2 separate regions of the Mus musculus genome follow, and region 2 is linked to region 1. The links are chromatin contacts, found by Hi-C or POLR2A ChIA-PET in ENCODE. All regions are on one chromosome and are shown on one strand. The core of a region is the stretch at or near the end of the contact, and the rest is flanking DNA. Distances in the headings are between cores, read along the strand shown. Region 1 has its middle 90 kb from the start of Gm52144. Region 2 has its middle 110 kb from the start of Tmem260.

Evidence for each region. A loop is a pair of places that touch in the nucleus more often than their neighbours do. ChIA-PET counts read pairs that join two places held with the same protein, here RNA polymerase II (POLR2A).
Region 2: a map of heart shows a loop between it and region 1 (2.2-fold over the local background). The contact joins two enhancer-like sites. A Hi-C loop is called at or near these places in 5 of 37 maps with a recorded cell type or tissue (T-helper 17 cell, heart and left cerebral cortex). POLR2A ChIA-PET finds 5 or more read pairs at or near these places in 1 of 5 experiments (embryonic stem cell).

What each region holds. Positions count from the first base shown.
Region 1 is chr14:48,294,366-48,297,327 of GRCm38, forward strand. No RefSeq gene overlaps it. Among named protein-coding and RNA genes, the nearest start is that of Gm52144, 90 kb to the left of the region's middle. Within about 2 kb of position 1,620, at least 2 of the 3 ENCODE cell types and tissues checked have a DNase peak (open chromatin) inside an H3K27ac peak, as active enhancers do; they include heart and left cerebral cortex, where a contact is called at or near this core.
Region 2 is chr14:48,330,064-48,332,865 of GRCm38, forward strand. No RefSeq gene overlaps it. Among named protein-coding and RNA genes, the nearest start is that of Tmem260, 110 kb to the right of the region's middle. Within about 2 kb of position 1,313, at least 2 of the 3 ENCODE cell types and tissues checked have a DNase peak (open chromatin) inside an H3K27ac peak, as active enhancers do; they include heart and left cerebral cortex, where a contact is called at or near this core.

The DNA of each region.
Region 1 (2,962 bases), core at 370-2,869:
CATATTTGGAATTCATTCTTAAATTATATCCCTTCTGTCTCCACATCTCTGCCGAGGGAGGGAAATACTTTTCCCTGGGCACTGGGGTTAACAGCCTCCTTTCTCATCTCCTGGAAGTGTTAACCAGCTGGACCTTTGTTTGCCAGTGTCTCTGAAGCATCGTGCTCTGACAGCTCGCTTGATGGATGGAGCTGTCCGCACACCCCCGGTACAGAGTAGATGAGAACATTGCCTCACCTATCAACTCCATAAATCAGACGAATAAAAATGAGTACGAAGCTAGGCCCAGGGAATCTTTCCCCATTTTAGTATTCTTTGTAGATTATAATCTTCACAATGCGCTCCAAGTAAAAGAAGAGACTTTAAAGAATTAGCTTTAAAGAATTAGCATTGATGTACTCGGTGAAAGGCTGCTCATGAGAAAGACATCTAGACGAATAAGCAGTGCGTGCATAAATGAGTCTGTCCTCTGTGATATGGGATAAGAATTTGGGGCATGAGAAATGTGGTGTGCAGGACAGTGAGGGAGATGGCAGGAGACATACCAACCCTACAGGGGAATTAGCAAAGGAAGAGGAGAAGGCGGCTCACACAGAGGGAGCCAAGAGAGAGGGCATCCTCTTATGTCCATGGCAGAGGAGTTTTCCTGGCTCTAGGACATTTCTTTGCAAATCTCCTGCTTGCTTACCTTCCAGTTTCTTGGAGTGAGCAGTAATCCCCCTTGATGCTACGAACTGGGACTCATTCCATTTTGTTCTCAGCCCTACACTCATAACAGGAATCGGTTGTTTGACCCATGAATGAATGAATGATGAATAGATTAAGGCACAGTAGCAAGATAATTACAGTAACTTTTCATGAAGAAAGCAATGGACAGGCTGGTGAGAATGTTACAGAGAGCTGACCTAGATTATATAAGGGGACATTATGAGGCTGTTCATGGGATCTTGACAGGCATGGCAACACATGCCTGTAATGTCAGCACCCAGAAGACCAAAGGCAGGAAGATGAATTCCAGGCCAGCCTGGGGTACATAGCAAGACCCTGATTCAATCAATCAATCAATCAATCAATCAATCAATCAAGTATGGAATATCAGGTTTTATTCTCAGCTAAGAAAACAAAATCTCTATCCTTCAAACTGAGGAGTGGTAGTGTGTTTGTAGAGACCTTTACTGGGGAAGTGAGTAGCAGGTATGCTCTGCTTGGCTTCCGGTGAGCAAGCATTCAAGGAATTGACCATTTCCCCTTTCCTGATTGCCATTGGCCTTCCCACAGAACAGGAGGCCATTTTAAGCCCAGCACAGAGGTGGTCCCACCATGTCCACGTTGCTTCGGGGTCTCAGCATCTCCTGAGAACACTGAAAGACAGCACTCACACCACGACTGCTAAGCAAGAGCCAGAATAAAAAGCGAGATGCTGTCAGGGAAGCCTGCAAGGGGTAAAAATAGCCAAAAGGAGAGAAAGGCAGTCAAATATTTTGTCATTTGCTTTGCCTGAACGTGACGCTTAGCACTTCTCTCTCCGAAAATGAAAAGACATCGTTTTGCAGAGCAGCAGCTGCGGCTGGTTGCAGGAAGCTGCTGGCTGCTGATAAACAAATGACCACGTCCCCTGAATGACTCTGTGTACTGCCCAAAGCAGATTTCTGATTTTTTTTTTCTGCCTGCCCCATTTGGCCAGTGAAAAAGATTTAGCTGGAGTGGAGTTATTTCCCTCTTAACCAAATCCTTTTGGTGTTTTGAAAACTTTCCAAGTGAGAAAATAAACCCTCTTACTCAGCTTGAGTCAGGTGCTCAAAACACAAGATAAACATAGCTGCCTGGGAACGTGTTGGCCTGCCCCCCTCTGCTCTGGGGTGGTTAACCCTTCCTTAGACCCCTACCTCTTAGAGAGCTGCCCCAGTTGGCATGTTTTCATCAGGACCCAGGCAAAGCTGAGGGACATTATTGACTGAACAGTCGAGGGTGAGCTGAATGTCAGAGCTTCTTCCAAACCATCTGGGTAGAGTTCTCTCCTTGTTGAAGGGTCAGTATGCGGACTTCACCATCTCCATCTCTAATCGTGGTTTATGGCTTTATTCTTGCCCGCCCCCCCCCCGACAATTCAGTACATCTGATTATTCAGTTTGTCTATTGCGATTTTAAAATGATGCACTTGATATTAAAAGTTCCTGTTTTTGGACCCCCGATGGAGGCATGAGAACACCAACTCCTCTCCAAAACTTTTGATCCAAAATCACTCCTGTTTAAAAGAAATACAGGGACAAAACTGGATCAGAGACTGAAGGAATGGCGGGCAGTGGCCAGCCCAACTTGTGATCCATCCCATGGGTGAGGGCCAATCCCTGACACTCTTACCAATGTTATGTTGTGCTCACACACACAGGAACCTAGCAGGATCTGAGAGGATCCACCAACAGCTGACTGAGACAGATGCAGATACTTACAGCCAACCATTGGACTGAAGTTGGGGACCCTTATGGAAGAGTTAGGGGAAGGACTGAAGGAGCTGAAGGGGGTGGCAACCCCATAGGAAGACCAACAGTGTCAATTAACCTGGACCCTGGTGAGCTCCAGAGACTGAGCCACCAACCACAGAGCTCACATGGGCTGGTCCAAAGCCACTGACACATATGTAGCAGAGGACTGTCTTGTCTGGCCTCAGTGGGAAAGGATGTACCTAATCTTGTAGAGACTTGATGCCCCAGGGTGCAGGGATACTGGGGGGGGGGAGCACCCTCTCAGAGGTAAAGGGACAAAGGGATCAGGCAAGAACTCTGCGAGGGGGGACCAGGAGTGGGGGATGTAAATAAATAACATAATTAATTATTTTTTTTAAAAAGCTCCTGTTTTCTGAGCAAAACCATACACACATAAGTGAGAAAAGACTACTGCTTATAAATAAACACCGTTCATGTTAATTCTCTTAACAGTTCATGACACTGGGGTTATTACTAAC
Region 2 (2,802 bases), core at 63-2,562, 35 kb after region 1:
CTTGACCTTTCCATCATCTGAGTGACTACAATAGTTCCTGTCCAGTGTAGGGTTAGTGCTGAGGACCCAGTGTAGGGCTCATTAAGCTGACGTCACTGCTGACGTCACGATAACACCAGTCACACCCCTTTTCAGAGGTTCTAGGAGAGAAATGAAAATAAAATGAATCTTTGAAAAACATTCCTCAATCATAGGTAGGCAGGCCTGTTACCAAATAAAGTAACAAGCCTGTAGTTTCTGGGAGTCCGATGGGATCCTTTAGGGGAAGGACAGCCCTGCCTTGCTTTCCACAGTGACATTAAAGCATAAAGACTTGCAAAGGACCCCATTGCCACCAGTTTAATAAATCAAACATTAATGCTTGTTAAAGTGTTAGAGATCGGTTGAGATTATTTTAGGGGAACCTTGCAACCCCCACCACTACATTGCTTCATCACGACTCCCCCAATTTCTTGAGGAAAGAATAAGGTATTCTGCACCCAAAATGCAGGGGACTACATTCCCGGGTCACCTTTACTCTGACAACGAAGATGGCTTCTTCCCCAAATGTTACCATGTAGATGTCTCCCTCAGGTTAATGTTCCCCAAAGAGTAAAGAGTTAAAAAATAGGAACAATGTCAGATTCCTTGCTGAGCACAGAAAGAACAAAATCCACTTTCTCCCTTGAGGGCTGGGGGTTTAAGTGTTTTCAGTGGCTTCGGAAGGTTCCACTAATTGGGTTCCACTAATTTGGATTGGTCAGCTTAGATGATGAAAAGAGGAGGAGGGAGAGAGAGAGAGAGAGAGAGAGAGAGAGAGAGAGAGAGAGAGAGAGAGAGAGAGAGAGAGAACGAGACTTGTTGAAAGGAGAAAAAGCCCATCCAGCCTTCATCTCAGATCAGGAGGGTGAGGAAGAAACCACAAGTTTGCCGGTTTTTTAAATTCTTTTTCTGTCTGTAGCTCCTCCCCTATCTGTCTGTCAGGGGTCCATTAGGCAAGCACCTAGTCTCTCACAACCACATGTGCCCTGAGTCTTGTTTAAAACAAAGCTTGCACCTCCCCCTTTGCTCCGGTATGGCCGAGACCTCTTCCTTGTGGTTACTGTTGCTGTGTTCAGCTGGATGCAGCACAGCTTGCTACTGCTACTCCTCCGGCTAGCCACTGTGCTGCATCCAGCAGCTGCCCCCCCCCCCACACATCCTGAGCTTCCTGGGGGAGAATCAGGATCTCATTCAGCTGCACCAGCTCCTCCTCCTCCCCCTCCCTCTCCCCCTCCTCCTCCTCCTCATCCTCATCCTCCTCCTCCTCTTTCTCTGCCAACACAGCTGCAGCCTGGCTCCTGCATCTAGAAACCTGGCAGTCATCCCAGCTGGAAGCTACCTGCCAACACTGCTGTGAGGACCAGCCAGATAAGGGAAGGACAGGAGGGCAAAGGCTGGAGGATTGGGGGGGTGGAGATGGGGTGAGAGGGAGAAGAAGATGCACCTCTTGAGAATCTGCCTCAGTCCCCTCCAGGTCTCCATGCATCCTGGGGTAATGACATCCTTGAATTTAGCAGCCAGCACAATCTTGCTTGGAAAAGGTCAATTATATGTTAAGCATGCTTCCCCCAAGAGGTTTTAGACTCTAGAATTCCTCCTTCTCCTCCTCCTCTTCCTCCTCTTCCTCCTCCTCCTTACTTTGCAGTTTTTCAGAACTAGAGAAATCCTCTCCAGCTAGAATGATGCAGCAATCAAGTTGGTATTCTTATGTCTTTTCAGCCTCACATTCAGCATTAAATTCCACACCTTCTCCCACCTCTACAGTGAGCTACAGCGCTGCCAACTCTTCTAGGATGGGGGCCTCGTGTTAATGTCAAATTTTACAGCCTTCTCACAAGGCAGTAACTATAATTTTACAAAGATGCATGATAAAAAGCAGCTGTGTTCTGCAGGTCTTAGGTAAATGTGCATCTTGTTCACCACTGTGGTTTTCTAAATCCATTAGAGATCCAGTGAACACAGGGTGTGCATGGTCCAAATACCTGCTAGGAGTCCTCGGATGAATAAAGGCGATGTCGGTTGTGGGTATGGACTCATGGGCTTGGTGCAGTACTTGGATGCCTTCCAGGGTCATTGGTGCAGAGGAGCAGACAATGCAGGACCAAAGCAGGGAGCAGACCTGCCCAGGTGTGTCTGTATGCTTGCCTGGGCCTTTCCAAATGTGTGAGTCCTCAGAGGGGCAAGGTTGGTGCTGACAGCAGATCACCCACAGGAAAACCACACTGCTCAGACCTCACTTTCATGGGTCAGAAAACAACGTGAGCTGGCTTGCAAGCTGGGACTCCAGCTCCATCCACATTTTTGGCTCATATTACAAGCCATGCAAGGCAAAGTGACCCTGGGGCCACTGGAGCTAAGAGGAAAAACTAAGTAGACAAGCCACTGACCTAGACAGGCAGCCTACAGAAGGGCCTCTCTGCAGAGAGCGAATTCAGCTGCTTTGCTGTCCCACAAGTAAGTCAGGAACCAATGAGAAGGTATAGGGAGAGAGAACTGGTAGTAACACAGTTCAAATTATGAGACCTGCATCTGAATAGCTGGCTAGCGGGGGCGGGGGGGTGCACTTGAAGCATCTCTCTCCCTCCAGCCCCAAAGAAGAGGCATTCACTTTTTGGTAGGAAAATAAAGAGAAGGTGAGGGGGTTCCAGGGTGGCTGGGCTTCTGCAGAACTTGGTGGGGAGGCACTTCGGCAGCCAGAAAGAAAGGTTTCAAAATTTCACTGCACGCTGGCTAGAAGCCATAATTGGCTGGAAGCCATAATCAAGAACTTCAAAGGAGGAT